Regions from separate parts of the Homo sapiens genome. Here regions 2, 3, 4, 5, 6 and 7 are each linked to region 1. Evidence: chromatin contacts called from ENCODE Hi-C or POLR2A ChIA-PET data. All regions are on one chromosome and are shown on one strand. Each heading gives the region's core, a stretch centred on a gene start or an enhancer-like site at or near the end of the contact. The rest is flanking DNA. Distances are from core to core; before and after follow the strand shown.

What was found. A loop is a pair of places that touch in the nucleus more often than their neighbours do. ChIA-PET counts read pairs that join two places held with the same protein, here RNA polymerase II (POLR2A). Pooled maps may share reads with other maps.
Region 2: a pooled map shows a loop between it and region 1 (16-fold over the local background). The contact joins the promoter of EGR1 here to the promoter of ANKHD1-DT in region 1. A Hi-C loop is called at or near these places in 7 of 50 pooled maps. POLR2A ChIA-PET finds 5 or more read pairs at or near these places in 2 of 52 experiments (activated B cell and naive thymus-derived CD8-positive, alpha-beta T cell).
Region 3: a loop to region 1 is called in a map of naive thymus-derived CD4-positive, alpha-beta T cell, with 29 times the contacts of the local background. The contact joins the promoter of ETF1 here to the promoter of ANKHD1-DT in region 1. A Hi-C loop is called at or near these places in 2 of 168 maps with a recorded cell type or tissue (both naive thymus-derived CD4-positive, alpha-beta T cell), 1 of 37 single-sample maps with no recorded cell type and 12 of 50 pooled maps. POLR2A ChIA-PET finds 5 or more read pairs at or near these places in 2 of 52 experiments (CD4-positive, alpha-beta T cell and GM10248).
Region 4: a pooled map shows a loop between it and region 1 (16-fold over the local background). The contact joins the promoter of RNF14 here to the promoter of ANKHD1-DT in region 1. A Hi-C loop is called at or near these places in 2 of 37 single-sample maps with no recorded cell type and 12 of 50 pooled maps. POLR2A ChIA-PET finds 5 or more read pairs at or near these places in 1 of 52 experiments (activated T-cell).
Region 5: a map of naive thymus-derived CD4-positive, alpha-beta T cell shows a loop between it and region 1 (20-fold over the local background). The contact joins the promoter of HDAC3 here to the promoter of ANKHD1-DT in region 1. A Hi-C loop is called at or near these places in 3 of 168 maps with a recorded cell type or tissue (naive thymus-derived CD4-positive, alpha-beta T cell and psoas muscle), 2 of 37 single-sample maps with no recorded cell type and 9 of 50 pooled maps.
Region 6: a pooled map shows a loop between it and region 1 (8-fold over the local background). The contact joins the promoter of SNHG4 here to the promoter of ANKHD1-DT in region 1. A Hi-C loop is called at or near these places in 4 of 50 pooled maps. POLR2A ChIA-PET finds 5 or more read pairs at or near these places in 3 of 52 experiments (MCF 10A, activated B cell and activated T-cell).
Region 7: a loop to region 1 is called in a map of tibial artery, with 5 times the contacts of the local background. The contact joins the enhancer-like site here to the promoter of ANKHD1-DT in region 1. A Hi-C loop is called at or near these places in 1 of 168 maps with a recorded cell type or tissue (tibial artery), 2 of 37 single-sample maps with no recorded cell type and 9 of 50 pooled maps.

Annotation. Positions count from the first base shown.
Region 1 is chr5:140,399,557-140,403,687 of GRCh38, reverse strand. ANKHD1-DT (ANKHD1 divergent transcript) reads left to right here and starts at 2,287. Exons shown (of 2, transcript NR_186045.1): 1 at 2,287-2,577. ANKHD1-EIF4EBP3 (ANKHD1-EIF4EBP3 readthrough) reads right to left here and starts at 1,855. Exons shown (of 36, transcript NM_020690.6): 1 at 1,415-1,855. The coding sequence starts at 1,720. It overlaps ANKHD1 (ankyrin repeat and KH domain containing 1), which reads right to left and starts at 1,855. Exons shown (of 34, transcript NM_017747.3): 1 at 1,415-1,855. The coding sequence starts at 1,720. RefSeq lists enhancers at 1,652-2,541, 2,732-2,781, 2,872-3,021, 3,112-3,261.
Region 2 is chr5:138,463,821-138,467,951 of GRCh38, reverse strand. EGR1 (early growth response 1) reads right to left here and starts at 2,473. Exons shown (of 2, transcript NM_001964.3): 1 at 1,884-2,473; 2 at 1-1,195. The coding sequence starts at 2,190. RefSeq lists silencers at 2,220-2,429, 2,520-2,869, 2,880-3,279, 3,600-3,869 and enhancers at 1,735-2,574, 2,575-3,415, 2,488-3,687.
Region 3 is chr5:138,541,128-138,545,258 of GRCh38, reverse strand. It overlaps ETF1 (eukaryotic translation termination factor 1), which reads left to right and starts at 2,023. Exons shown (of 11, transcript NM_004730.4): 1 at 2,023-2,162; 2 at 2,323-2,426. The coding sequence starts at 2,341. RefSeq lists enhancers at 792-1,581, 1,463-1,862, 1,582-2,371, 1,313-2,512 and a silencer at 2,153-2,202.
Region 4 is chr5:141,967,121-141,971,251 of GRCh38, reverse strand. RNF14 (ring finger protein 14) reads right to left here and starts at 2,147. Exons shown (of 9, transcript NM_004290.5): 1 at 2,085-2,147; 2 at 375-548. LOC124901095 (a long non-coding RNA gene) reads left to right here and starts at 1,472. Exons shown (of 3, transcript XR_007058977.1): 1 at 1,472-1,644. RefSeq lists an enhancer at 1,965-2,114 and a silencer at 2,225-2,364.
Region 5 is chr5:141,634,961-141,639,091 of GRCh38, reverse strand. It overlaps HDAC3 (histone deacetylase 3), which reads left to right and starts at 2,243. Exons shown (of 15, transcript NM_003883.4): 1 at 2,243-2,356; 2 at 2,462-2,544. The coding sequence starts at 2,302. RELL2 (RELT like 2) reads right to left here and starts at 2,095. Exons shown (of 7, transcript NM_173828.5): 1 at 683-2,095; 2 at 232-297; 3 at 71-137. The coding sequence starts at 866. RefSeq lists enhancers at 687-806, 1,507-1,556 and silencers at 2,067-2,356, 2,417-2,466, 2,476-2,770.
Region 6 is chr5:139,272,216-139,276,346 of GRCh38, reverse strand. It overlaps SNHG4 (small nucleolar RNA host gene 4), which reads right to left and starts at 2,246. Exons shown (of 7, transcript NR_182757.1): 1 at 2,186-2,246; 2 at 1,733-1,983; 3 at 197-226. LOC124901081 (a long non-coding RNA gene) reads left to right here. Exons shown (of 4, transcript XR_007058956.1): 4 at 2,693-3,280. SNORA74D (small nucleolar RNA, H/ACA box 74D) reads right to left here and starts at 167; the gene lies at 24-167. It also overlaps a transcript of MATR3 not described here. RefSeq lists a silencer at 2,173-2,252 and an enhancer at 2,543-2,892.
Region 7 is chr5:141,510,769-141,514,899 of GRCh38, reverse strand. It overlaps PCDHGA1 (protocadherin gamma subfamily A, 1), which reads right to left. Exons shown (of 4, transcript NM_018912.3): 4 at 1,925-3,953. The coding sequence ends at 3,727. PCDHGA2 (protocadherin gamma subfamily A, 2) reads right to left here. Exons shown (of 4, transcript NM_018915.4): 4 at 1,925-3,953. The coding sequence ends at 3,727. It overlaps PCDHGA3 (protocadherin gamma subfamily A, 3), which reads right to left. Exons shown (of 4, transcript NM_018916.4): 4 at 1,925-3,953. The coding sequence ends at 3,727. It overlaps PCDHGB1 (protocadherin gamma subfamily B, 1), which reads right to left. Exons shown (of 4, transcript NM_018922.3): 4 at 1,925-3,953. The coding sequence ends at 3,727. It also overlaps PCDHGA4, PCDHGB2, PCDHGA5, PCDHGB3, PCDHGA6 and PCDHGA7, and 13 more genes. Among named protein-coding and RNA genes, the nearest start is that of PCDHGC5, 24 kb to the right of the region's middle. RefSeq lists enhancers at 1-114, 86-335, 1,076-1,195, 741-1,366, 3,605-3,714 and 1 more. Within about 2 kb of position 2,404, at least 33 of the 41 ENCODE cell types and tissues checked have a DNase peak (open chromatin) inside an H3K27ac peak, as active enhancers do; they include tibial artery, where a contact is called at or near this core.

The sequences.
Region 1 (4,131 bases), core at 1,038-3,537:
ACAGAAAAAAGTATACACATAAAATACCGCCCCTTGGGATCACAAGGTCAGGAGATCGAGACCATCCTGGACATGGTGAAACCCTGTCTTTACTAAAAAATACAAAATATTAGCCGGGAGTGGTGGCACGCGCCTGTAGTCCCAGCTACTCAGGAGGCTAAGGCAGGGGAATCGCTTGAACCCAGGAGGCGGAGGTTGCAGTGTGCCGAGATCGCGCCACTGCACTCCAGCCTGGCGACAGAGCGAAACTCCATCTCAAAAAACAAAAACAAAACCCGCCCCTTTTTCCCCAGAACCCAAAAGAAGTTAATGCCTACCATCCCAGGTTGCTCAGACCTAAAAATGTGTACACATTAGAGTACACACAGAAGAGTTAAAGAAATGAAGGACTTCACTGCAAAGGCAGAGTGAAGGTGTCCAGCCGGGCACGGTGGCTCATACCTGTAATCCCAGCACTTTGGGAGGCCGAGGCGGGCGGATCACCTGAGGTCAGGAGTTCGAGACCAGCCTGACCAACATGGTGAAACCCCGTATCTAATAAAAATACAAAATTAGTCGGGCGTGGTGGCGCACGCCTGTAATCCCAGCTACTCGGGAGGCTGAGGCAGGAGAATCGCTTGAACCCGGGAGGCGGAGGTTGCAGTGAGCTGAGATCACGTGTATTCTAGCGTGGACAACAAGAGCGAAACTCCATCTCAAAAAAAAAAAAAAAAAAAAAAAAAAGAAGAGGTTTCCACAGGTTGCCCCACTTTCTCCAAGCCTAAAACCTCCGAGTTCAGCTACCCAGCTATTCCGAAGCTCAGGGATGCCCTGGAACTTCCTTTTCCTGTCTAACTTCACAAAAGGTCCCAGAAGGAGGAGTCACGTGATTTTTCAGGGTAAAAGCCGAGAGATCCCTAATACTCAAACCTGTCTCAAACTGAAGAGGGAGAATAAGAACCGTCCTTAAGCACACAGGTAAGACACACACAAGGCAGAAGGCAAATAAACGTATCCCTCAACTCTGAGGAGAGGCAAAGAAGAGAAACGATCTTTGCACCAGCTCTGTCTCTGTCTCTGTTTGTCTCTCTCAGTACCAAGGGCAGGGACTCTGGCAAGACCCCGCCCCCCACCCCCAACTCCAAAGCAGGGTGGGCGGGAGGCAGCCTGAGGAGTCCCTGTTCCCGCGCGAAGCTCAGAGACCAAAGGACTCCCTATTGTGGGTCTACGAATGGTGACGGGAACCTGTCCCGCTCGAGCTAAAGAGTAAGCCGAGGGCTCACTAGGCCCTCACCGCGGCCACCGCCGCCATGGAGCCGACCGCTGTCACAGAAGGGCTCCACCAGGGAAGCGGGAGGATGGCCCCGGCCCAGAGCCTACCCAAAGAGAATTCACGCCTCACAATGTGTGGGAGGCGAGGGTCCCGGAGCCTTACCTCGGACACTTCGTCCTCGTCACTGCCAGAGGCACCACCTCCACCCCCGGTCCTCAGCACGGCAGCCGCCAACTTGAAATCCAGCGCCGCGTCCCCTCCGCCCGTACCGCTGCCGCTGCCGCCGCCGCCGCTGCTGCCGACTCCCGACGCTGGCCCGGCCTCCCCAAAGAGCCTCACGGTGCGGATCCCCAGACCGACCCCTCCCGGCGGAGGCGGCTCCGAGGCCCCAGCTGGGGCGGATCGCGGAGCCACAGAGTCCAGGTCCTCCTCAAAGGAGGTGCCGCCGCCTCCGCTATCAGTCAGCATTGTTCGCACCCGGAGCCGGAGACGGTGCCGACCCACTCGCGGTCACCGCCGCCGCTGATCTCGGGAACGAGAAGAGCAGCAAGAGGAAGAAGCGTCTCCTTTCCCCCGTCCCAGCAGCGCCACTAACTTCTCACTGCCTAACCTGCTGCCTCCCGCCCCCTCGACTCGCCACTGGCTGCAATACCCTGGCGGCTGCAGATCATTGGCCAAAGTGACCCGTCGCTCAGGCTCTTCGTCACGCGCCGCTCGCTGGCTCGCAGCCGCCAAGCTGCGTTGACCCGCGCAGGCCTAGGCGGTTGCGAACACCCGCCTCCCACTCTTCACCAGCTGACTTCCGCTCTTTTCCTATGTCTATTGGCCAACCCGCCTGACTATCGCGTCACGACCTTAAAGTGGATTAGTTGGCCTTGTGGTCAGTCATAGTGACCCCGAACAATGGGAGAATTCATTGGCGCCATAAAGTGTCGGTCACTTTGTCGCGGGACGTCGCGTGGTACAATTGGCCTGTGGGAGTACCATTGATCCCGCCCTCATCTGAGGTGACGGGAAAGGGCCGGGAAATTTCCACTTCTGAATAAAATGACTGCTGAAGTGATGACCCGCAAGAATTGGTCAAATTTGGAGTAGACTTCACCCTGCGCTTGGTGAAACTTCTACGTCAAGGATGCAAGAGGCGCCGAAGTAACGCAGCTCCCACCTGTCGCTCTCCGCTGGGCGCCGAGACTATGGCCGGAGAATAGCTGCACCGGGATTGGAGAAAGGAAGCCATCAGTCTTAGGAAGGCTCCACCTTCCTGCCATTGCCTGGTTGGAGGAGCGTAGCGTCAGTCACTAGAGCAGTCACCACCTCTGGGACAGGTGAAGATGTGTAACCTATTTGCCGGGGGCTATTTGGGAGGGAATAGAGGACGGGGAGCGATGAGGGGACAGTCGAGGGGCAAGGCCGATCTCGCTTCGCGCCTCCCGCCTTTCTGAGTTGAGCCTAGCGCGCGGGTCTGAGGGACATCCGGGGAGCTGCTTGGGATGGCCGCCTTGGGGAGACTCGACCCGCCCGCCAGGACCCGGCCGCGCGCCGCAGTTCGGGCGCCTTCGGGCAGGATCGCCCAGCGGGGCCGCGTTCTCCTGCTTGCGGACGGCTGCGGGCCTGAGGGCTGGACAGCGCCATGCCTCAGTACCGGGAACTGTCCCACGTAGGAAGGTGGGAATGCCGCGAACGGCGTGCGGAATCCGACCTCAAGGTGGAACGGGGTGGTGAAGAGTGCATGCTCCGAGGCAGTTTCGAGTTCTGGTGCTGCCACTTACTTGCTGCCTGACTTCGGCGCGTTTGCTGTTTCATTTTTGTGACTTTCAACTCGCTCCTCTGTGAAATGGGAGTAATATTAGTACCTTCCTCATTGGGTTGTTGTTATGAATAAATTAGATGATAATATAGCGCTTAGCAAAGTCCCAAACTTACAGGAAAGACTCATTTTTGCTAGTTATTGTCTCCTCTTCCTTCAGGAACTCTCTGCTCGCCCCTGGGTCCTGCCAGCCCAACTAATTCTAGTTCTAATCAGATCTGTGTGGTGCAAAACAAGGCTAGCTGTGGTGGTCTTCCCTCCTCTAAGGAGATCTCTTCCTCCCTATATGCATCTCTCTATCTCTGTCTTTATCTTGTCAGTAAAGAGGGGGGTTAAAAATATTCAGATTCTATAGCGGGCGCCGTGGCTCACGCCTGTAATCCCAACACTATGGGATGTTGAGGCGGGCGGATCATTTGAACCCAGTAGTTCGAGCCCAGCCTAGGCAACATGGTGAAATCCCGTCTTTACCAAAAATACAAAAATTGGGCTCGGCGCGGTGACTCACGCCTGTTAATCCCAGCACTTTGGGAGGCCTAGGTGGGCGGATCATTTGAGGTTAGGAGTTCTAGACCAGCCTGGCCAACATGGCGAAACCCCGTCTATACTAAAAATACAAAAATTAGCCAGATGTGATGGTGCGTGCCTGTAATCCCAGCTACTCGGGAGGCTGAGGCAGGAGAATCACTTGAACCCAGGAGGCGAAGTTTGCAGTGAGCCAAGATCGTGCCACTGCACTCCAGGTTAGGCGACAGAGCAACACATCGTCTCAAAAAAAAAAAAAAAATTAGCCGAGCATGGTGGTGCATGCCTGTAATTCCAGCTACTCAGGAGGCTGAGGTGGGAGGGATCCCCTGAGCCTGGGAGATGGAGGTTGCAGTGAGCCGAGATCGTGCCACTGAACTCCAGCCTGAGCAACAGAGCGGTGCCCTGTCTAAAAAAATTAAAAAAATAAAAAAAAAACGGTTTCTATCTAATCCTTTAATCAGACATGACCAAAAAAGGAGTCTGGTGGTTTGTATGGAAAATATCCTTTGACCCAGAGAATGTCCATATGATAACAGAATTTGGC
Region 2 (4,131 bases), core at 1,224-3,723, 1.9 Mb after region 1:
GAGGAGTACGTGGTGGCCACCGACGGGGAGGGGAAGCCACTGTGCACAGGGGATGGGTAGGTCGAGGAGCCGGGAGAGGAGAAGGAGGTGGGCACAGGGGATGGGTATGAGGTGGTGGCCGGGGATGGATAAGAGGTAGTAACCGGGGACGGGTAAGAGGTAGCAACCGGGGACGGGTAGGAAGAGAGAGAGGAGGTGGCCGAAGAGGCCACAACACTTTTGTCTGCTTTCTTGTCCTTCTGCCGCAAGTGGATCTTGGTATGCCTCTTGCGTTCATCGCTCCTGGCAAACTTTCTTCCACAGATGTCGCAGGCGAAGGGCTTTTCGCCTGTGTGGGTGCGGATGTGGGTGGTGAGGTGGTCGCTGCGGCTGAAGTTGCGCATGCAGATGCGGCACTGGAAGGGCTTCTGGCCTGTGTGGATGCGGATGTGGCGGGTGAGCTCGTCGGAGCGGGAGAAGCGGCGATCACAGGACTCCACTGGGCAAGCGTAAGGGCGTTCGTGGGGGGGCGTCTTGCTGGGCCGGTTGGGGTACTTGCGCATGCGGCTGGGTTTGATGAGCTGGGACTGGTAGCTGGTATTGAGGGCCTTCAGGTCCTGGGAGCCCGACTGAGTGGCAAAGGCCTTAATAGTAGACAGAGGGGTTAGCGAAGGCTGCTGGGTGCGGCTCTCCAGGCCCTGGAAGGGCTTCTGGTCTGGGGTGCCCAGGCCCAGATCCCCCTGCTGCTGTGGAAACAGGTAGTCGGGGATCATGGGAACCTGGAAGCCACCCTTGGCGGCAGGGTAGGCAGGAGGCGGGTACTGGAGCGCTGTCCCTGCCGAGCCCGGGAAGGCCTGGCTTTGTGGCTCAGGGAAAATGTCAGTGTTCGGCGTGGGGAAGGTGGGTGCCGCTGAGTAAATGGGACTGCTGTCGTTGGATGGCACTGCGCAGCTCAGGGGTGGGCTCTGGGAGGCGGAGGCGGAGGAGGCCGCTGGAGATGGTGCTGAGGACGAGGAGGCCGGTGGGTTGGTCATGCTCACTAGGCCACTGACCAAGCTGAAGAGGGGCTCGGGCCACAAGGTGTTGCCACTGTTGGGTGCAGGCTCCAGGGAAAAGCGGCCAGTATAGGTGATGGGGGGCAGTCGAGTGGTTTGGCTGGGGTAACTGGTCTCCACCAGCACCTTCTCGTTGTTCAGAGAGATGTCAGGAAAAGACTCTGGCAGGAGAGAGAGAAGCGGGAGGCCTGGTTACTGGAAAGCAATCACTGGAGGACGAGGACGACCCGAGCTGCCAGGCAAGAGACCGGGCCGGCTACCATTGACTCCCGAGGTAGTTAATAATTGATAGCAGCACATTGCAATGTTCCTGGACCCGCACCAGTGGCAGAGCCCATTTCAACAACAGCTGACGCAAATACGGAGAATCCCCCTCCACTGCAGCTCGCAGCGCTCCGCAGCGGCGGCTGTGCGGGCGAGGGATTCCCGCCAGCACCCCCATGGCCGCGGCTAGTGCGCGCCCCCAAACCCGGGCTGCCGGGACATCCACGGCCAAGGATCACGGTCCTTCCTTGGGGACAGGCGGCAAGCAAGGCAAGGCAAGTCTTACTGGAGGTGGGGGGCGCAGCCCCGCTCATCAAAACAAGCCCTCCCCCTCCACCCACCCACGCAGCTCCAGAGCTCTCCATCCAAAACAAAAGCTCGGTCCTCTGCGCTCCGCTAGGGATGAGGGCAGGGGGTGGGCTGTGTGGGGTTCCTTGGCATCCCTCTAACACATGACTCTGGGGATGCGAGGAATGAAAGGGAAACCCGGCTCTCATTCTAAGATCCAGGAGCACTCCTGCGGTGAAGGACAGGACGCCAGGATGGTGGCGAAAGGGTTCCCCCTCGGCGTAGGCCACTGCTTACCTGCGGTCAGGTGCTCGTAGGGCTGCTCGCCCGTGTCCGCCTGAGGGTTGAAGGTGCTGCTGCTGCTGCTGCTGTTGCTGCCGCCCCCGCCGCCTCCACCGCCCCCGCTGCTGCTGCTGCTGCTGTTGCTGCCGCTGCCCTCTGGGGCCCCGGCGGCGCCGAGGAACTGGGGAGCCCCGTTGCTCAGCAGCATCATCTCCTCCAGCTTAGGGTAGTTGTCCATGGTGGGCGAGTGAGGAAAGGATCCGAACGGGTCAGAGATCTGCAGCGGGGACATCAGCTGCATCTCGGCCTTGGCCGCGGCCATCCTGGACGAGCAGGCTGGAGAGCTGGTGTCGGGGCGGGGGGGTGCAGCCCGGGGCTGGAGCTGCAGGGGACACAGTTGCGGGGGCCTGGCCGGGTTACATGCGGGGCGCGGGGAACACTGAGAAGCGTGCAGGCGGCGACCCCGACTCGCCCTGGGCGCGGGCGGGCGTGGACGCGCCGCGGCTGCGGAGGCTGGGGCAGGGGCCGGTCCTGCGGCGGCGGAAGCTGGCTGCGGCGGCGGATGGCGGCGGCGGCTCCCCAAGTTCTGCGCGCTGGGATCTCTCGCGACTCCCCGGATCCGCCTCTATTTGAAGGGTCTGGAACGGCACGGGTCCGCCTCCGTCGTGACGTACATGGCCATATATGGGAAGCAGGAAGCCCTAATATGGCAGGACCGGCCGGGAGGACCCGGAGTGACGTGAAGCCCCCCATCCGACAGCGCCCGGCACCTCCATCCTGCACCCTAGGGCCCGCGCCCGCGCCCGCATCCCAGGCGCCCAGGCTTCGGGGAAGCCTAGAGCTCTAGCCGCCGCCGGGGCCTCCGGGACCCGCGCAGCTCCGGAGTTCCCGCGTTGCCCCTCCCTCCGCCTTCTTCCCTCCTCCCAGAGCCGGAAGCGGCCGGGCCATATCGGGCCACTCCAAATAAGGTGCTGCCCAAATAAGGGTTGTTCCGGCGGGGGATCCTTCCTGCTCCTTATATGGCATTTCCGGGTCGCAGCTGGTTGCTCCCTCGCTCCCTCCCTCCTCCCTGGTTCCAAGCCGGGAGCCCGAGCGCTCGCGGGATCCGGGGACGCCCAGGCGGGGAGGGCTCGTGGCGTGTGGCGCTGGGCGCGCGGCTGCTCAGGCGGCTCCTAGGCGTGAACTAGGCTGGGGAAGCCCAGACCCAGAGCGGGGGCGAGGGCGAGTCGGGCCGGGGTTCTATCGCTGTCATCCAGGGCCCGCCCGCCCACCTCAGGGACCGTGAGAGCGAACCGGGAGTGCGGGGGAGGAGCGGCTGGGCCCGCCTGGGCAGGGGCCGCCCAGGAGAGGCGGGGCCTTGACCCCGGGCCTCGATCTATGGCACGGTGTCTTTCCGGGTGTCGCTGGGAAATTGAGGATAGGAAGTCACGGCCACTTGGTTCTTGGGACACTGTATAGCAGTGAGCTGCCTTGCCTCTGCCACCTGTCGGTGGGATGGGGCTGCTGGTGCCTGGGGTCCCCTGTGCTCCCCCGGAACCGAAAGGCTGTTCCCTAGTCCCCGCCGGCAAAGAGCCCACCTTTGGGGGACCGAAGTGGGGAAGCTGATTGCCCCAAGAGAGGCCTGATTCTTGTTCTCACCAGGAGATAATGGTCCTTGTGGTGAGGGGTCACTTTCCCCCCTTTATCCAGTCCAGGTGGAGGGCCGGCCCACACTGCGGGAATCCGAAAGAGGGGCTTCCCTATGGGCTGTCTGGGGACCCCGGGCTGGGCGCGAAGAGAGGACCGGCTTGGCGGCTCGGTGCTGCCCCCTGGAGGTTCCCTCTCCACTCCCAGCCCCGGACTCCGGCCGCGCGGGCTCTTCCGCCGCCTCCTCGCTCCTCCTCCCGGATGCGGCGCTGGGCGCGGAGCCAGGCCGGGGGAGCCTTCGACGCAGTGAGCACGAACTGAGCAGGCGCTGCAGCCCGGGCTCCCCCTGCAGTCCCTGGGGAGCCGTCACTGCCGAGGCGCCCAGACTCCGGGATAACACTCCTCACCCCGAGCCTGGCCAAGGCGAGGGGGAGAAGGAAGCAGGGGGTGGGTGGTGGCGAGGGAGAACGATTCCCGCAGGTCTCCCTGGGGCCGAACGCGAACAGGGAAGCCCTCCCCGCCCCCACGACGCAGTCAGTTGCTCACCCCAAAGGGAACAGGGATTCCGGGAAGGGAAGGCTCCTCCTGCTCTAGCTCTGAATCCAGAGGAGGTGCTGTTTTTTCTGGATTTAAAAAG
Region 3 (4,131 bases), core at 774-3,273, 1.9 Mb after region 1:
AAGCCATAAACTAGCTGTGGACTCTGAGCAGATCCCTTTCACTTTTCTTTGCCTCAGTTTCCCCATGTATGAAATGGAGGTCATACCCCCATCTTCAAAGTGTGGACACAGTTTATAACACATGCAAAAAGTATTCAAAAACCATACAAATGAAAGCGCATGACGGACATCCCTACTTACATGTCTCATAAGCAATCTCAAACTTAACAGGCCCAAGATGAAATTCTCAATCATCCCCCAACACCTACTCCTCACCTTTCCCACCTCAGTAAATGTCACCACTTCAGTACTCTGGGAACCATTCTTGGTTTTCCTCAACCAATCCATCATCCAGTCCTATTCACTTTTTTTTTTTCCTCGAGACAAGGTCTCGCTCTGTCACCCAGGCTGGAGTGTAGTGGTGTGATCTCAGCTCACTGCAGCCTCGAATTCCTCGGCTCAAGGGTTTCTCCCACCTCAGCCTCCCAAGCAGCTGGGACTACAGGCGCGGGCCACCACACCAGGCTAATATTTTGTAATTTTGTAGAGACGGAATCTTGCCATGTTGCCCAGGCTGCTCGCAAACTCCTGGGCTCAAGCGATCCTCCCCTTTGGCCTCCCAAAGTGCTGGGATTACAGCCGTGGGCCACTGCACCAGGCCCTTCATTCACTTCTATCTGCACTGTCACCACCCTAATGTAAGCGAAAATCATCTCTCACATGATAATGAAGCAGCCAAAATGGTCTCTGGGCTTCTCCTGTACTCTCTCCAGTCCACACCAGGGCTCTAAACCCTTTAAACTACCCACTGTTCTTGAAAGAAACCAAACTTCTGAATCTGGCTTAAAAGACCCTACATGACCTCTTCCCCTGCTGCTCCCTCAAACCACTCTCCCCGTCCCTGACCTTGTGCCAGCACACTGGCGTTTCTGTAGTTCTCAACTGTATTCTGTTTCCTCCTGACAAACTCTTAATCATCCTTTGGGTCTCATTTCAGAGCTGGGTCCCCGCCATACACTCTCAGAGCACCCTGAAGTACTTAAGCATTTGTGTAATTATTTTATTACAAAAAGTATAAAATCACAAACTTAAAAACCCAATCGACTATAAGCTCCATAAGGGTAAGTACTGTCATCTGTTTGGTTCACCTCTGTATCCCCAGGAAAACAGGGTCCAGCACACGGTCTGGGCTCAATATTTGAACCCAGACGAGGTGAGGGGGGACAAAGTAGCCACCTAAAAATCCTAACTCAAAAAGATAAAGTTCTAACCGTATGTGGATGCCCATTTTGTTTCAACTCTCTCCACCCCCATTCTCAACGGCTCAGGCCAAATCATACATGGGACCAGATACCTCAGGTCTCCAAGCTCAGGCAGCCCCCGCTGTCTTCCACCCCATAAAGTTCTAAGTCCAAAGTGAGCCCGTCCTAGCTCTGGGGCGAGAGAAAACAGGCCTCTTTCGCCCCTGCAGGTGAGGGTCCCGGACCGCCCGGAGGCAGGTTCCTCATCCAGACCTACTGGCCAGGACTCCTCCACACTATTCCGTGCAGCCATGACGCACGCAGACCGCAGCACTTCGTCAGCGAAGAAGCCGCTGAGCGCGAGGCGCTTCTTCGCGGCTTCTCAAGCACCGTTCAAACCGCGCGTCGGGCCCAAGTGCCTAGCTTCGAGTCGCAAAGCCTCAGATGTCCACCCTATTCAAGGAGAATGGACTGAAAAGACGACGACCCCGGTCCTCTCTCTTTAAGAACCACCCCCATTCGAGCCTGACGGGGGCTCTCAGTAAACTCGCGAGAGCCACCGGCTTCCGCCCGCTTCCTCCTCTCGCCTTGCCGGGCCGGAAGAAAGGTGGCACCTCCCACCCCCCAGCCTTACCTCACAAGGCGGCGCGGACCCAGCTGCAGCCAATCGGCGGGCTCATTGTAGGCTGCGGGGCAGAGAGCCAATGAGAAGTCGCGGCGGACGCCCAGCTTCTCCTCACTCGCACCGGCCCCCTCCCTTCCGCCTGCCGCCTTCCACTCCGCCCCTGGCGGAGGAAGTGATGTCACAGGCCCCATGTGAGCGGATTGCAACACATGCAGCTGCCTGGAGAGAGGGAGCCGGTGTCCTACGTCAGAGCCGCCGCCGCCGCGGAGCCGCCGCCGGGGAGGAGCAGCCGCTGCCGCCCAGGACTGGGCCCTTAGGTAAGGCACAGGGAGGGAAAGGCCGGTGACCTTTGTGGCGAGCTGCACCGGACGGGAGGAGAGGGCCTCTGGGGGATGGCGAGGAAGGGGGCCGCTCTGCCCCAGCGGCGGCGCTAACTCTGTGGTCTTGGTGTCTCCGGGCCCCGCCGGGCCGCTCTAGGGAGGAGGAGGCGAGAAGATGGCGGACGACCCCAGTGCTGCCGACAGGAACGTGGAGATCTGGAAGATCAAGAAGCTCATTAAGAGCTTGGAGGCGGCCCGCGGGTGAGCGCCGCGTCCGGCACCCTCCGTGCCCTCTTGGTTCCCGGACCCCTCAGGATGGACGCCCCCGCGCCGCATGGCCGGATGAGGAGAACCAGGCACTAGCCAACTCCCGCCTTCTGGATCTCTGGGTAGTAGCCCCTGACCCAGGGGCGAGGGTCGGCGCGGTTGGCCCGAGAAGGGGTCCTTTCCCCGCATGGGGGTAAGGGGCCCGCGCTCCCCGGTTTAGATCACTCGGCCCCCCTCGTGGTAGGCCACCGCTACTTTTGCACCTCTCCCGGGCCCTTAAGTCCAGGTCCTCCCTCTTCGGGCTCCAGGTGCTGCCACCCGACTCGGGTGCTATTGTGGCAAAGTGTTCGGCCTTCCTTTCCCAGGGCCCTTCCCTGATTTCCTCTTCTCCCTTCATTTCTCAGCCAGGCCTCATTAAAATGGCCTCTCCCTTCTGGGCTTCTGAGACCCGGGTGGGTGAAGTTTGGATGGGACGGGAAGCAGAGGTGGCCAGGGACAGCTTCTTTCTGATTCCTGATTTCTCTGGGTCTTCCACCTGTCCCAAGATGACTTCTCCCAAGTCCTCTAATTACCCCGGAGCTTCCTGGTTTTAGCTGTTCCAGGACCCACCTATAAACTGAAAATGCCAACGTACGCGCGATGTGAGGGGTGCTGGGTAGGTTTTGGTTAATGAATCTGCATGTGTATGTCCAGGAGAAATACGGGTTAGGGGGCCGTTTGATAGGAATCATAACTACAGAGTCCCTGCTGGCATTTCTCTGAAACTTGTGGGGATATCGCTGTAGAGAGGCGCCTGATGTGCTTGATGCTTGTTGAGTGAGATTCATAATTGAATTAAATGGGCTTTGAGTCTTGTACATTTTGATAAGAAACTGTAGGTGTGTCCATTGGGGGGAGAGTAGGCTAGATTAAAATTAGCTGTGTGTGTGTGTTTTCTTTTTTTTTTAACGTTGTTCGTTTGAGGAAGGTGTGCCAGGGGTATTCCTGTTTCTTTTATTACTTTATTTTGTTCCTTTCCCAGTCATAGAAACTTTTTACTTACAGGAAGTGCCCCCCCCCCCAAAAAAAAGTGTTTGGAACATTATTACATACTTGTATGTCTGAGCATTCTTAGAATAGTAGAATGGCCTGCCTCAGGCCATGTGAAAAGTTGATTTCAGCACAAGAATTTGACATTCTGGTTTCCAGCCCAGGATTGTCATTTATGGGTAGATTTGCAATTTTAGAATGACAGCCCCTCCAAGCTCTTCATTATTACTGTTATATGAAACAGGATGTGCTTAATTGTACTGAAGGCCCAATTCACAGGTTGGTTTTACTAGTGTTTTGTTCTTAATAAATTAGGGACAGTTCTGTTTGGAATGAGGCTTCTAAAAGTTTGGCCCCATTCAGTGACGGGCTTGTGCTCACTCCTTCGGTTTACTGGAGAAACGTTAGTTTAATATGAATCGAAGACAGCGGCTTGTTAGTCCTTAGGTTTTTCTTTGAATTCAATAGAATATCCAGACCTTCTTAATGATCTTACAGGAACTTGTGCCGTATGATAGAGTGACCAGTTATTCCCAAAATGTGAGAATACTGTACAGAAAGGGTAACATAGGTCACGACCCATTATGTTGCACTACCAAGAATTAGCCAGGTTCTTTTGTTTCAGTAGGATCTTGTTTTGTTACTTGAAGCCTTCAATCCAGTATTGCAT
Region 4 (4,131 bases), core at 898-3,397, 1.6 Mb before region 1:
AAGTATGAATCAATGTTTTTTAAAATAGCATCAACTGAAAGATACAGCAATTTCAGATAATTTAAATGTGAAAAAAATATGCAATGAGAATTTACAAAAATCATTTTAATAAAACAAAACTACCAGTCAATTAAAATATTGAACTACAATTGCATTTGCAAATATCCTCCCTCACAACTAAAATATTTTTAATTAAAATGTACATAAGTAAAAAGTTAGGATTTTTTACATTTTAAAAGGTCATACTATGAAATTAAAAATGATTTCATTTTCAAAAAACACTTTTTTTCTAGGAGATGTTAGTTCATGGCTCTGCTTAAGCTGCATCCCTATCTAAGACACAATTACATGTTCTACTTGAGGTCAGTTAGTACCTGTTAATAACAATCAGAAGAAAAGGATATTAACACCGCAGTCTGTATTTCAGCTCAGAGTGGAGTTCATGCAAATCCCATTTATTCTCTAACTGGTGGAGCTGAGACTGCTGAAGCTGGGTAAGAGGCCAAGATGTGGAACTCATACTACATATATTATGAAAATCCTGCCATCTGCAGAAAAGAAATACAAAAGATGGTGTTAGGACCCTCTCCAAATTAAAATTCTGAATTTCCATGATCACTGCTTAAGTCAAACATATCCTAACATATAGCCAATCCTAATCTACAAGTGCATGTTACTCTCCTAGGGCAGGCTAACTGAGCCATGTGGTTAAAGGAGTATTTGCATGTCCCCAGCAATGACTGAGGACTTTTTATCTGTCTGCCCTCAGCTATGGGAGGAGCTAAGGAGGAACACCAAGGTCATATGAAAGTACAGGACACCATGCCCCATAACAAACAATCTCTTCAGTTTGTTTTTTGTTTTGTTTTTTTCTCCTTTCCTCTTCTGCTTCTTGTATTCCTTCATTTGCCACTCCCCTCCAGTTTTTCCTCTCTTGTTCATGAATTAAGCCTGCCAGTGGCACTCAAGGTTAATTTTGGTAACAGAAAAATACTTAAACAAAACAAGAGTACACAAACACAAACTTTTAAGTTTTATTCTAAATGCTTTAGAGCTAGGCTTCTTCACTGGGGTGAGGGGAAAAGGGAGTGTGGTCTATAGATGGGCTACGGAGAATCCTATCAACACCCTAAAATTATATGCAAAAATACTATATACAAAACCATAATTAAAAACCAGATTCTCGGATGTGTAACTCCCAAATGAGATAAGAATGAGATTCAGAATCAATTTACATTAATTGAGCACCTACTATGTACTGTATTAGGTCCTTTCACATTGTCTTATTTTACTAGGTGGGAGTATATGGTGCTAATTGAATTAAGCTTTTTGTTTCTTCCTGTTAAAACATTTGCAAATGGGATGAGAGATTCATTCATGCAGTTTATGGTTTTAGGTTAGTGTTCTCCATCTGACTGCACATTAGAATCTTCTGAGGAGCTGTTTTTTAAAATCTCAATACCCAGGCCACACCCTAGAACAATTAATTCAGGCCTCAGTAGTTTTCCAAGTTCTCCAGGTGATTCCAATATGCAGCCAGGGCTAAGAACTTCTACTCCAAGCAGTTTCAACAGTTCCTCATGACCTACCCTACAAGATTTCAGCTTGTGAAGCTGTCACTTGGAATCCAGTACCTCAATTCAGGTTGCTAACCCCCATTTCCTTCTCACTCTATCCATTTGGTCTTCGGGTGTCCTAGTCTGGGTTCAGCTCGCCACTAGGCGTGCGGCGTCGTTTGGGCGACTGCCCCAAAACAGGGGCAGGCCCAACGCTAGCTATCCGCCCCAACGCTGGGATCAGAGGGCGCAATGCGGATGTGTGAGCTGCTGGCCAGCCTGGGGCGTCCCGAAGGAGCAGGGCCCACACCTTCCCCTTCCTCCTCAGCGTCCCGAAGGGAGTCCCGGCCAGCCGAGCTGCGGACGCCCGGTCCCGGATTTGAGGGACTGAGGCCCAGTGTACAGTCCCAGCCCGGTCCCCTTCTCTGCCTCGCGCGCCCAGAGAGCTATCCCCACCGTACCTTCCGGCCGCCCGGCAGTGCCGAACCCCAAAGTTCCGCCCTCCGCCCTTGCCTGGGGCCCACTCACCGCCGCCAGCCGACCAGGCCTAGAGACGCCCTGCTCAACCGGCGCGCCGCCTCTTCCGTTCTCGGGAGCTGTCAGCTGAGCCAGGCGGATCCCGCTGGCGCGACCGCCGGCATAGGGAGGACTCTGCGCAGCCGCCGTGGTCGCCCCTGCCTCTCGGGCGCCTCCCGCAGGCCCAAGGCGGCGCTGCCGGCGCGACCACCGTCACCCCCACTTACTGCGAGCCCTGTGCTCACAGGAGGCTCTTTTCAGTAGTTCTGATGGGGCCCGAGAATTCGAATTTTTACCAATCTCTAGAGGGGATCATGAGGCAGTGGTCTACCTAGGGCAGAGACTCTCACAACAATCCCAGACCTGCTTCTCCAAGTGGACTAAGCAAGCCTACTTCCTCCCGTTTACCTTCTCAGAAATGCTGCCGGTCTTTCTGGCACTCCACTGTGGAAGCACGCATTCATCGCTCATGTTATAACTGTAACACCGACCGCATTTATCGAGTAGTTAGGATGCTTCAAGCAGTGTGATAAATGCTCTACGTAAATTTTCTATCTTCACTGTAATCTTATGATTTAGCTACCATTTGTTATTCTCACTTTACAAATAAGGAAATTGAGACTTAGGTGCAAGAACTTACCAAGGGTCACATGATTATCGTCAGGCTAAGCAGGAATTAAAATTATACACTTCCTTCCTCACACCATATGCAAAAATTAACTAAATATGGATCAACGACCTAAATGTAAGAACTAAAACTATAAAACCCTTAGAAGGCCGGGTGCGGTGGCTCACGCCTGTAATCCTAGCACTTTGGGAAGCCGAGGCGGGTGGATCACGAGGTCAGGAGATCGAGACCAGCCTGACCAACATGGTGAAACCCCGTCTCTACTAAAAATACAAAAAATAAGCCGGGCATGGTGGCGGGCACCTGTAGTCCCAGCTACTAGGGAGGCTGAGGCAGGAGAATCATTTGAACCCAGGAGACAGAGGTTACAGTGAGTCACTGCACTCCAGCCTAGGTAACAGCGAGACTCCGTCTCAAAAAAAAAAAAAAAAAAGTCAAACACAAAAAGCCATATATTGTTTTTAATTTATATGAAATGTCCAGAATAGGCAAATCCATAGAGACAAAAAGTAGTTTAGTGGTTGCCAGAAACTAAGGCAGGAGGGAATGGGAAGTGACTGCTAATAGATACCGCTAATAGATATGGTGTTTCTTGGGTGATGAAAATATTGTGGAATTAGAGAGCAGTGATAGTTGTATAACTTTGTGAGTGTACTAGAAACCACTGGATTGTATACTTTTGAAGAGTTAATTTTATTGCATGTGAATTATGTCTTAATTAAAAAATTTTTTTAGGTACAAAGCACCGTTCTCAGCGCTTAAGTGGAATACAGAAATGTTGGCTCCTTCTCCTGGGACCCATCAAACTAATGTGCTCCTCACAATCTAATAAGCTCCTGTGTCCGCTTTTTCATATATTTCTTCCTCCAAAAGAGTAACTTGCAGAGCTAAGACTCTAACCCAAGCCTACAGGATTCTAAAGCTTTTACCACCATTGCCTCCCGGGCAGGATTAGATTCATGGGCCAGCAACCCGTGCAGTCACATAGGGCCCTGCACTTAGAAGGGCCCCAGATTTAGAAGTGGCCTGCTCTTAAGAATGATACAATGGACTTTGGGGACTTAGGGGGAAGGATGAGAGGGGGACGAAGGATAAAAGACTACAAATAGGGTGCAGTGTATACTACTCGAGTGATGAGTGCACCAAAATCTCACAAATCACCATTAAAGAACTTACTCATGTAATCAAATACCACCTGTACCCCAATAACTTATGGAAAAATTAAAATAAAAAAGAAGTGCCCTGCTCTTGATTTGATGCTGTGCTCTCACCCTCTTGAAGTTCTTAATAATTTCTGAATGAGAGGCTGCATTTTTATTTTGCCCTGGGCTTTGTAAATTATGTAGTTGGTCTTATACCCAGGAGAGAGAAAAAAACCAAGTGAGTAAATCAGGGCACCCAAGGGATTACCTGGCTGCCACAGAAAGAACC
Region 5 (4,131 bases), core at 994-3,493, 1.2 Mb before region 1:
AGGATTGTGCTGGAGGAGAGGATACTCTCCAAGGCAAGCTAAGTCATGCTGGCCCTTGTTTCCAGCTCACCTGGACAGCTGCACTGTCCCTTCTCCTTCACTGTCCCCCAGCATCTCCTTCAAGGCCTCAGCATTGGCTGAGGGAAGAAGGAAAAGAGGGAGTCAGTGGAGGTGGAGGTCAGGGCAAGAGAAGGTTGGAGAAGAGGGAGCAAGGGGCTATGCTAGACCCACCTTCATTCTGGATGATGCAGCGAACAATCCTCTCTACTGTGTCCTCATTCATGTCATCGTCCTCAGCTGAAGGATGAAAGAGATTGGCAAGGAAGCAGGAATGAGTCAGCTTTGGGGGAATATTACCTGGTGGCTCCCATCATTTATTGCTTAGGACATACCCTTTTACCTACTTGCTATCATGCTGGACCTCAGCATTTCAGGGACCAGAAAAGATGGGGACACCAATGCAAGCCCAAGACTACCATCCAGAGGACCGTTCCTGCCCATGCTGCTTTCTCTAGTTTTGCTTTCAGAGTGGTGTCACCCCACTTGCTAACTCAAGAGTGCATCACTAGGCTTCCTGAGCAGGTTTGATCAGGATTTGGCCTGGGTCTGTTGGTCAGGGAGGCAGAGGTGTGGGGAGAAGGGTGAAAGGTGACTGAGCCAGGGTTCCAGGCTCCTCACTCACGGGGCTGAAGCTGGGCATCGTCAGGCTCAGAGCCCCTCGACGTGCGGCAGCGGTAGCCCTTCTTCTTGAGCACGTGGCAGATCATGAAGCCTACCAGGCCCATGAGGAAGAAGACCAGCACAAGCAGGAAGAGCATATATAGCCCATGTTGGGGCGGTTCCAGGTCAGGCTGTGGTTCCGACATGAGGCCCTGGGGGGCGAGCGCGGGCCAGGGCGCCTCCTGGGTTTAGGGGGCTGCAGCTGGGAATGGGGGAGGGGTAGGAATGCCGTCCTCAGGATCTGAAACAAGCACGTCTAAGACGTCCGGCTGAGGTCCGGCCCCACCCCCTACCCAACCAGGGAGCTGTCCGGGCCAGGAGTGCTGTTTCGCCTTTCGGCAAGAGGTCAGCGGCAACGCAAGCTCTCTACCACGACCCTGGTCCCGCTTCCCCGACGCCCCGAGCGTTCCCCTTTCCAGCTTGTTCGCGCTTCTGTCCCTCCCAAGGACACTGCAGCACGAGATGGGACGGCATTCTTAGGCGGCGGGAGCAGAAATCCTGCCTGAGTCAGCGCCCGCACCTCCTCCACGCCGGCCTGAGCCAGGCCTCTGCAGCCCCTTCCTCTCAGTACTCCCGCACCCCTCTCCCTTTTTGGTTTCTCCCACCCTGACCACCTGGCCGACCCGGTACCGGTGATTTGGTTCTGGTTCCGGCTTCTGCTGGGGTTCCGGCTCCAGGGGCGTCCTAGTGCGGCTCAGGGCCCCCGACGCCCTTCCGGCGCTCATCCCTTGATTCCTCCCCTCCCCCTTCGCCGCCTCACCGGCCCCGGGCTGTGGCTGCGGATACCCGCGCCGTGGCAGGCGGGGGGAGGGAAGAACAGAGAAGGATGCGGGCTGGCTGAGAGCGGTGGCAGGCTCCGGGCAACTCCGGCCCTGGGTCAGGGAGATCGCCTCCGCAGCCGCCCTGGCTTCCCAAATGCCTTCACCCGTCGCGGGCCCAGGACCAGGGGGCGGAGCGCAGGTGTGCGGGGCGGAGAGCGTGAGCTCTGCGCGCGCGTGACTGCGCCGGGCCCCCCCGGGGCAATGTGCGGCGCCGAGTCTGGGTCCGGGTAGGGGACAGGCGGTCCGGCGTGGGTGTTGTCCACTGGTCTATCCGGTACGCCTGGCGCAGCTCCTGCCCTCAGATGCCCCGACCGAGCGGAGAGTCAGGAATCTTCTCCGAGGGCTGGGGGAAGCCGGCTTTCCGCACCTTTGAGGGACGGAGTGGCGGGATCTTCGGAGCTTCCTAGAGAAGTGACCACGGCCTGCGCCCGGTTTGGGGCAAGCGGCTGGATGGGATGGCTCGGCTTCCCGAGGATCTGACCCCCGGCCGGAGACAAATGGCCCTCGCATCCTAGGAGCTATGCTGCCAGTTCCCTGCCCAACCCGGGACGCTCAAAGCCCCAGATACCGGGAGAGCTGAGCCGGGCGAGGGGCGGAGCTCCCCTGGGGGCGTGGCCTGGGTGTGGATGGAGGCGGGGCCGCAACGCCCAGTTCCGCAGAGGCCGGCTACGTGCTTGCGCAGCACGCACGGCCGGGGAGGGGCTGGCGGCGGCCGCGGGCGGCGGGCGGCGGAGGTGCGGGGCCTGCTCCCGCCGGCACCATGGCCAAGACCGTGGCCTATTTCTACGACCCCGACGTGGGCAACTTCCACTACGGTGAGGAAACAGGGATATGCATGAGGGGTTGGGACACGGAGGTTTTGAGGCGGGGTTGCAACTCCAGGGGTGAGAGCTGACGAACTCTCTTCTCCCCACCCCCAGGAGCTGGACACCCTATGAAGCCCCATCGCCTGGCATTGACCCATAGCCTGGTCCTGCATTACGGTCTCTATAAGAAGATGATCGTGAGTTCCGCCGCCTCGGCCGGGGGTTGGGGGGTGGGGCGAGCTGTGGCCGTAGGGATAGGTGGGCTGGACTGAGTGCATGAAGTGCGACCCGCCCCTAGAGTATCGGGGAGCTGGATAGAAGTCACCAGGAGTACCTTGAAAGTGCAGGGTGTTGGGGGTGGCGTCCTCTGCTTAATGGAAAGTACTTTCTCACCTCAGGTCGGCCACCCTCTGACTGTAGGCACACTAGCCCTTGGCCTAGGGTTAGCGTGATGTGGGGCTGGTTTGAAGACAGAAGGTGTGTTCCTCCTCTGCATTTTAGAGTGTGGATAGGGCCTTGGCCTCAGGAATTAGGGTTAGGGGAGCGGATATCACTGTATCAGGGTGTGAGGTTTACCCTCAGTTCCCACTCCTCTTTTACCACCTTTCTTTACCTCCAAGGAGCTAGGGCTCCAGGGTGGAACGATGCTGCCGTCTTTGTAAATGTGTATGTGCGTGTGGAACAGAGGCGATATTTTAGATATTCCTTTTTCAGCCTGGAATACCTCTACATGGTTCTGCTTAATCGCTATCCAGTTTTTCATCTACCAGACATACACATGCTGTCTTCCCAGCTTGGAATTTATGGCTGTGATATGGGATAGTAACAGTTAAGCCACGCCAGGCGTGGTGGCCCATGCCTGTAATCCCAGCACTTTGGGAGGTTGAAATGGGGGGGATCGCTTGAGGCCAGGAGTTGGAGACCAGCTTGGGCCACAGTGGGACCCACATCTACAAAAAATAAAAATAAAAAAAGTAGCCATGTGCGGTGGGTGTGCCTGTAGTCCCAACTACTTGGGAGGCCGAGGCGAGAGGATGGCTTGGGCCCAGGAGTTTAAAGTTACAGTGATCTATGATCAGCAGCCTGAGTTGACAGGGAGGACCTTGTCTCAAAAGAAAAAATAAGACAAAACAGCTAAACCCAGGCTTTATGTGTTGCTAGGGAAACTAGTGAACAATATGAATGAATGTTCATTGCTTGTGCCAAGGCACAGACAAATGGACTGGTCATAGAAAAGACTGAGGTGATGTTAGTGCAGGAATCTATATCCCTTGAGATTGTTTGCCTGTATGTACCTGTGTGCATTTTCTGGGAGAAGAAAAGCTCTTTCTTGTGCAGTTTTCAAAGAGGTGTGACACATCCCCCTGACCTTCCAAAGATAATAAATCTTTGATTTTAATTAGAAAGTTGACATATATCCCATATATTTGACTCCAGAAAGAAGAATCCAGAGGAAAGAGGACAGAATCAGAGCTTGGGGGAGGAGATGAGCATGGAGAGAACTGGGAATAGGAGATTCCAAGGAACAGGGCAGGTGGATCAGGGCTCAAAGTTGAGAAGGTACGATAGGCTGAGCTGGAGGTGGAAAGGAAAAGAAGTGGTCTTCAGGGGGCTCATTTGTAATAACTTACCTGGTTAATCGGAGTCTCTCTACTGACTTAAGGATTGTGGGATGAGGGGAATGCTATGTTTGGCTTCATATAGTCTCCAGGACTGGGTTCAGTATGGGTGGTCTGAGCCTGTGGAGTGGGGCTGACCCTGCCTGGGTTCATCTTGTGTCTCCA
Region 6 (4,131 bases), core at 997-3,496, 1.1 Mb after region 1:
CACGCCTGCCTTAATGGATAAGCAACTATGCTGGCATCCTGGGGTAGTCAACACAAGAGTTGGCATGAACCAGGGCCAGAATGCCAACCAGCTATTGGCTGCTGTTCTCCCAGCAGTGTAACACTTGCCTAGGTACAAGACAACCTAGGCAGCTGCCTACAGCTGGAGCCAAGAGAGCTGAAGGGGTTGCACTCACCTGCAGTTGCATCTGCCACAGCCAGCCTCTCTGCAATGAAACAACTCCAGGTTAGTCAGCCAACAGTGAACACGTGTGCAGCTCAGAGTCCCTCCCCTCAAAACACGGTAACTTAGGCCTAAGCCACAGAAACAATAGCAGACAATAAAACCAATAGCTTATCCTTGTTTAGCTTTGTTTTCATCTCTTGTTACTTATACACCACAGCAGTTCAATAGTAGCAAAAGAGTCGATTAAACAAATATCAGGGAGCCTGGCTCTATCCCCTAACCAGTGTCTAGCCAAATGATACTGGGCGAGAAACCTCTCTATACCTCAGTCTCATTTGTAGAATGGAGGTATTATATTACAGGGTCTTTCTCTGCCACCCAGGCTGGAGTGCAGTGGCACAATCATGGCTCACTGCAGCCTCCACTTCCTGGGCTCAAGTGATTCTCCTACCTCAGCCTCCTGAGTAGCTGGGACTACAGGCGTGAGCGAGCACACCAAGCTGAATGGGGATATTACTAATAGTCCTCTGTAAATAGGGTGGTTGGGAGGCTTAAGTGAAATATAAGCTAATCCTCAGGATAATGTCTGGTATAGTGTGGGCACTCAGTAAACACCTGAGGAGCTACATTCCAAAAAAGGCTTAGATGGTGAATATGAGTGAGTAAAAAGGGAAAAGTTATCCAGTGAGAGAAACGGGCAGTGAACAGTGGGAACACTGGATAGAGGAGGGCCTCCAATACTTCCTGAAGGACAATAAAAACAGCACTTGGAAAAATAACTGCAGTATTGGATGTGAGGGGAATTGGAGGCAGTAGTCGTGCCAAGACCTCAACTACTGATTAAAAGCAATAACGAAAATGTTAGGCCGGGCGCGGTGGCTCACGCCTGTAATCCCAGCACTTTGGGAGGCTGAGGCTGGCGGATCACGAGTTCAGGAGATCGAGACCATACTGGCTAACACGGTGAAACCCCGTCTCTACTAAAAATACAAAAAAAAAAAAAAAAAAAAAAAAAAAATTAGCCGGGCGTGGTGGCGGGCACCTGTAGTCCCTGTTACTCGGGATGCTGAGGCAGGAGAATGGCATGAACCCAGGAGGCGGAGGTTGCAGTGAGCCGAGATCGCCCTACTGCACTCCAGCCTGGGCAACAGAGCAAGACTCCGTTAAAAAAAATAAAAATAACCAAAATGTTTGCACAAATGATAATAAATATTCCTACACAGTCACCATTTTTTTTTAGACGGAGTCTTGCTCTGTTACCAGGTTGGAATGCAGTGGTGCTATCTCGGCTCACTGCAATCTCTGCCTCCCGGGTTCAAGCGATTCTCCTGCCTCAGCCTCCCGACTTCAGGCGTGCGACACCACGCCCAGCTAAGTTTTGTATTTTTAGTAGAGACGGGGTTTCACCATGTTGGCCAGGATGGTCTTCTTCTCTTGACCTCGTCATCCGCCCGCCTCGGCCTCCCAAAGTGCTGAGATTACAGGCGTGAGCCACGCGCCCGGCCTCACAGTCACCATTATAATTTATGTAAGGCTAAGATCATACCTTTTTCCAGCCATCCCCAAATTTCACTCCTGACTTCCTCCAAATAATTTAGAGGAACAGGAAAATGAGTAGAGAGGGTTCATTGTTCGCTGGGTCTAAAAACAGATCTAAAAATAGCCTGCCCCTTTCAAGGCTCGGGTTAAAGGGGCTGACTCAGTTCCACCGGACATTTGTTCCTCACAAACCTTCCAAAGTCCCTGCCTCTGGCCCTGGGAGATCGAGGCTCTCGGAGTCAGGCTCTATGGGACTCCCTAGGGAGAAGAGGGAAGAGGGATGGTAGAAAAACAGGGGACGACTCCGAGGCCCAAGTCTCTTTCAGATGCCCTCCAAGCTCGGGATCACGAGGGGACGAACCCCAATTTCGTCCCGTGCCCCGGCAGAAGCCACCCTGCACTGCTTCTTTCCCCAGGCTGGGAAACCTCCAAGGACTCTCCCCTCTGGGTCCTTACTCACGCGCACGTGTTCGGAGCTCCGCAGGGCGCAGCAGCACCGGCAGAGGCCGGAGGGGAAAGGGCAGCCGGGAGCCGAGGGGAACCCCGCCCCGGGGCGGCTACTGGGCGTGGCTTCGGTGGGCGGGGCCCTTGACCCCGCCTAGGAAAGGCCGGGCTTTAAAAAAAAAAAAAAATGCGAGTGCGGTGGCAGAGGTGAACCTGCTTCTTAGAGGAGAGAAGGGCTGGGGTCTGAGCAATGGCTGGGTTTGTTGGACTCCCATCCCATCTCTTAAGGGTAGAAGGGGCGCATAGTTCGCAGCTGCTCAGGAGAGAATCTGTGTGTCCTAGTGGAGCCAGGCTTCCTGCCTGCCCACACTGAGCGCCCCCGGAACGCTGGTTCCGCTCACGAGCGTGGCGCCTTTCCGTTGCTGCAGGCCCAGCCCACGCTTTTGCGCTTCCCACGCATATCCTTTTTCTGGCTTTCTGCGGCAGCGCTGTCATTCGGCTAATGGATCGCTCACCCACGCAGGTCACCTTGGTCCACGGTCTTCGGGATCTTTCCAGGAGGTTTTCGAATAGATTAAGCCAGTCACTCCTACTGCTGACCTCTGCAGGACCGGCCTCCCTAGTGCCCTGCAGTGGGATTCTTCGCCGAGCTGCAGTAACTGAAGAACACTGGCTTTCTCTGCTAGACTTGCCCTGCACCATGGCACAGTCAGGCAGAGTCCTTGGTCAGGACAGACTGCCTGCAAGGCTACCAGGATTTCTTTGGAACACTAAAACTTCCCTCTCCCAGTGGCTAGAGTCCATATGATTCTGCTGGGGTCCAGAGTGGAAGGCCTACAAGCAGTGATTCCCAACTCCATTCTCTAATTCCCCCAAATTCCTTTCCGACACCCGCCCCCCAACAACAACAACCAATCCTGTAAGTTTTGCTGATCTCTTGCACCTGGCACCATTGCCAGGTGAACCCCTGGGAACCAAGCCACTGCCCTTGGCATCTGCCAACATGTTTCATTGTCTATTTCCTCAGCTCTTTCATAATGAAAAAGGTATGCTTCTTGTGCACCCCAACTCTTGCAGACCTCTCCTAAGAAAGCCCAGAGCCCCAGTTTGATTCCAGCAAGAGACCCTAGGCTGTAGGGCCAAAGAGCCACTGGAGGGGAAGTGGCAAGCTCAAATCCTCCCCAGTTTTGATGCAGTTGGACATAGGCTCTGGTTGGGAAAAGGCTTACATAAATACAGTAATTTAAAAAGTCACATGACCAGTGCTGGGCTGGTAGGCAGGAGCTCTGCTTTGCAGTTAAATAGGAATGTGGCTGAAGACTGCTGCCATAATCAATGCCCACATCCGGCTGTCACAGCGTGTTCATAAAGGAAGGTTATGAGAGCTATAAAACCAGGCAGATTGGGTGGGTAATTGTCCTACCGAGCTCTGCTAAAGGAGAAATTGCATTGGCATCTCATATATTTCGCTTTCTTTCCTTCCAAACACACAAAGTGGAGAGGGCAGAGCTACCCTGAAGATTCATGAAAAGGAAAGATAGGGTGTGTGTGTGTGTGTGTGTGTGTGTGTGTATGTGTGTGTGTGAATGTGCATGTGTGCTTTCAGAGAAGAGACAAGAAGTAACTGAGGACAGGGAGCTATGCAGACCTTTGGGGAGAGAGGGACCAATAATCTGGTGATGACTGGATTCAGATTAGTCCAGGTAGAAGGCAGGATTTATGTGGAAGGCCAGCCATTATAAATAAGGCTGTGAGGTAAGCCATATTTTCATGTCCTGTTGAACAAGTGGTCAACTTTTTGGGCTATAGGTCTTTCAATGACCTTTGGAGAAAAACCTAGATGAAGATTTTGTTTCCAACTTAAAAATCCTTCATAGTCAACCTTTTTGACTTCCATCCTTTTAAATTCTGAATTAATTTTGATGGGTTGATTTATGTTTTTTTTACCTGTAATATCAACTA
Region 7 (4,131 bases), core at 1,155-3,654, 1.1 Mb before region 1:
AGGTGCCAGACACTTTACTTGGGCACAGGGCTAGAGATGATTAATACATGGTGGCTGCTGCCCCACCAGAGCTCACCTCAGGGCCGTTTGGCCACAGTAAAGGAGTGGGCGCCTGGTTCAGCTCCCTGACTCTTCCACATTGCTGCTACTTGGTTTGGAGCCCTTTTTTGGAACTCACTTGGAACCTTTCATGTTCCCAGATGTCACGCAAGGTTTCCTGGCAGTACCTGTGTCTCTTGCTGAGGGAAGCATCTGGCTCCCATTTTCTCATCCCCTCTGCTCTGTTGGTGGCCACAGACCACATTCCAGAGTAGAGGGGTTTACCCTGGGGTGGAAACCTGAGCCTGCCCAGCAGAGGTTGGGAGCCTGAGGTCATGCTCCAGATGACTTGCCACTTGGAGCCATACTTGTCTGAGCACGTTATGACCTGCACAAAAAAGCCAGACCAGCAATGAGCAGGCCCAGGATAGACAGGGAGAGGCCTGGAGAGGACCACAAACCCATTCGGGCGGGCTCTGGAACTGGAAATAAAAGCCTTTTAAATAGCCCTGGAGCCTGGGCAGCTGCCTCCTCAGTATGGCCTGAGGTGTGGGGATGGGTTGCCTGCCGCCTCCCTCCCGTCCCCCCGGAGGCCACGCCTTTCTGGTTCAGAGCTTTATAGGCACACATACCAATTAGGGGACAAACCACAGCTGCTCACGCGCTCTGCCAGTCTGCTGCTGTGCCTGGAATAGAACCCAGGCGCCCGGCACCCCGCCCCTCCGCAGCCTGGCTCTGAGTAACAAAACCCTGCTTCCATCTCAGCAACCGTGCACACCACCCTTCCTCCCACGCTAGAAAGTCGCCCCCAGATTCTTAAGTTGGAAGGTTTGGTTCCCATGACAACAGACTTGAGCTGGCAGAATGGGTGACCTGGCTCTGGGAGCCTCCGCAGCGCGGAGGAAGCCGCATACCCTTGCTGACCAGCCAGATAACCGCAGTGGCTCTGTCTTTGTGTTCTTGGGTCCTTCCGGGTAGTTCCCCTTTTAAGTCCCCCTTCACCCCCAGCTCCGTGTTTTTCTGCAGCTTCTCTGGCTGCAGCAACCTCGGAATCCCACAGTGCTTCGAGGAGGCAGGCGGAGGGGGCGGGGAGATGGGAGAGCAGGCGAGTGAGTGGAAAAGCACCGACAGGAAGGAGGGAGGGGAGCTGAGTCTGCGATGGATCTCATTTCCTGCACGTCCTTTCAGTCCCCTTGACCCCCGCAAGAAGAGGATGAGCCCTCCAATTTCTTAGGCTTCGCTACGGAGATGTCAGCGGGAAGGCGAATTCCAGATGGGGAAACTGAGGCTCGAGCTGCAGACTTGGCTTTGGAAGAATCACCTCCCGCATTCCCTCCCACTCCCGCGGCTTTCCCAAAACCCCTAGGCAGCGGGGGTGGGGGTGCGGGGGCAAAGGAGAGTCTACCCTCCTCCCGTGAAGCCCTCCGGGGCGCTTCGGGTAGGCAATTTTAGTCAGGAAGGGGCGGGAACTAACGAAACGTCCTCTCCCCTCTACCCAAGGCGTTTGCCCGGCGCCAACCCGCCCCCGCCCGCGCCGGGGTCTCCTCTTCTGCCTGGAGACAGCCGCAAGCTTAGACTGCACACTCCACTGCACACTGACACGCCGCACTCAGATCCCCACCCCCACAGCGGACCGATCACACAATGGCACACGGTACACAGATCCATAGGCACACAATCGCACACTGTCTCATAGGCACAACGGCATTGCAAGCATACACAACCATATTGCACAGTCACACACACACACGCAATTCGGAAACATCTAGACGCGCAATGACACAAAGTGGCCTCCCGATTCCGCCCTTCTTCCAGCACCCACCTCAGCTCATCACTTCATGCACACATGCCAGGAGCTTCCATCGCTTATACAGAAACGTTCAGCTTTTCAGAAGAAACGTTTTATTATTTTTTTGTCGAAGAAAAAAAGCCATATAAATATTAGAGTATAAAACTTGCGTGAGACACAGGAAGAGGGTGGGGTGGGAGCTACGTGACTATGCGAAGAGAAGCGCTTATAGGAGAAGTCAGTACGGGGGAGGGGGTCGCCTTAGCGCGTGGACACAGCACAAAACACAACACGGGCCGCCGCGGGCAGATCAAGGACAGACGGCTGCGCGGAGCCCGCCGCCCGCTGCCCACCCGCCATCACGTAAAAGCACACCGCACTACACTACTGGCTATTCTACACCAGCCGAAAGAGGGAGGGGGCGCTACACTACTGTAAGGGCAGGTCTGGGGTTCTCTGGCAGCCCCGCTGGATGGCCGGGGACCCAGGGGCAGAAGGGGGTGGGAGAAGAAGGTCTATGCACAAGGAGGCACTGGGGAACTTTAACCAGGCTATGGCCACTAGGGGGCGCACTGGGGACCTGGGCAGTGGCCTTCACGGAAGAGAAACGGCACCTGGCAAGGTGAAGGACTGAGGCTTCAGGAGGGCAGGGGCCCTGTTGAAGAAGCCCCATCCTGGGCTGAGACTTTCTGTTCATTTGGTCCCTGCCCTAGCTCCCTGCCTCCCCAACCCAGGGACTAAGAATGGCCTGGCTGGCCCACCCTTCCTGCTGGGGCTCCGCTGACCCTTCCACCAGTGGCACCTCTGGAGTACCCAGCACCCACAGAGGCCCCTCTGACCTCTCAAGGGGACCTGGTCCTAAACCTGCTTCGAGCTTCCTTGGACTGAAATGCCAGTTTAATCCATTGGTCCTGTTAGCTCAGCCCAAAGCTGGCTGCCTGGGCTGAGCCCTATTATGTAGTGGGAAGGGTCCAGCCTAGTTATTGGTTTATGGCTGGAATCTGGAGGATGTTGTCAGTCCCCTGAGGACATACAGAGCCTCCTCCAAGGCCTTGATAACTTGATGTGTCAAGCTTTGTCCATGCCCCCACCATCCACATCCACACACTTCCCTTCCTTATCTTACCACCCCATACTGTCTTGGAACATGCAGTGGAGTCTCTTGTTTGAGGAGGAGGTGGGGGAAGTCAAGGCATGCAGTGGAAACGTCAAACAATGAAAAACAAAACAGAAGACTGGTCCCCAGGGCGTTGGGAAGAGGCTTGGTAGCAAAATGCCCTCCCTAAATCCAGCAAGCATCAGTACCATGGGGATGGTGATCATGTCCTCCAAAACTTGAGCATTGATCTTGGGCTCTGGAAGGAGGTGAAGGGGCTGGCACCAAACCATGCTTTGGGGGAAGATTGAGAATCAAAGGAGAGGCCAAGAGGTCATGATGCCCTTCCAACTTTTCAGAACTAGGAGGCTTGTAGGTTACTTGGTACTTCAACACCCCAACCACCTTACTCGGGAAAGAGGAACTGTTGGAGTGGGGTGGGGAGGAGGGAGGCATGGGATGGATGGGCCTGATTGATTTGGAAGATGGAGGAGTTCAGCTGTAACTAAACGGGGTGTGGCAAATGGTTCTTGGTGTCTACAGTAACCCCACTACCCCCATGGGTACAGCAGTTGATTGGATGGGGGTTCCCAGCGGAACTGCTTTTGCATATTCAACCCCCTGGGGGGGAAGGGGTAGGTGCTGACTGGGCACTTGTTTCTGTTTCCCAAGGGGAGCATGGCCTTGGCCCCTACCAGTATTCTGGGGGTTAGCCCTGAAACTCTGAGGCCTGGGTGCAGGTAAGGAGAAGCTGGGCTGGTTGGGGAGAGGCCGCCCTGTGGCTCTTGGCCTGGCCTCCATGTTACTTCTTCTCCTTCTTGCCCGACTTCTTCTTGTTGCCATTGCCACCTGCTGGGGCCTTGCCATCCCGCTTGCCAGCTGCGTTGGTCAGTGTGGCATTGCTGCCTGGGATGTAGACATTCTGGCGGTAGTCGGGCACGTGCTGCAGGGTGAACTGGGGTCCGTAGCGGGCGCTCAATCCCATGGTGCCGGCACCCCCTCCCAGGGTGGAGCTCCCATCAGCAGCTTCTGCAGAGACAGAGGAAGATCAGGTGGGAGCTAAACTTAGGGTCCTCAACAGTCACTGTCTTATATCCCCAGCAGTTAATGAATGCCTATACAGCACCCTGGGCCTTGACCACGCTGAGCACTGGGAATATAGGGGTCACCAAGGTAGTCTCTCTTCACAAGAGTTGAGGGTAGAGGT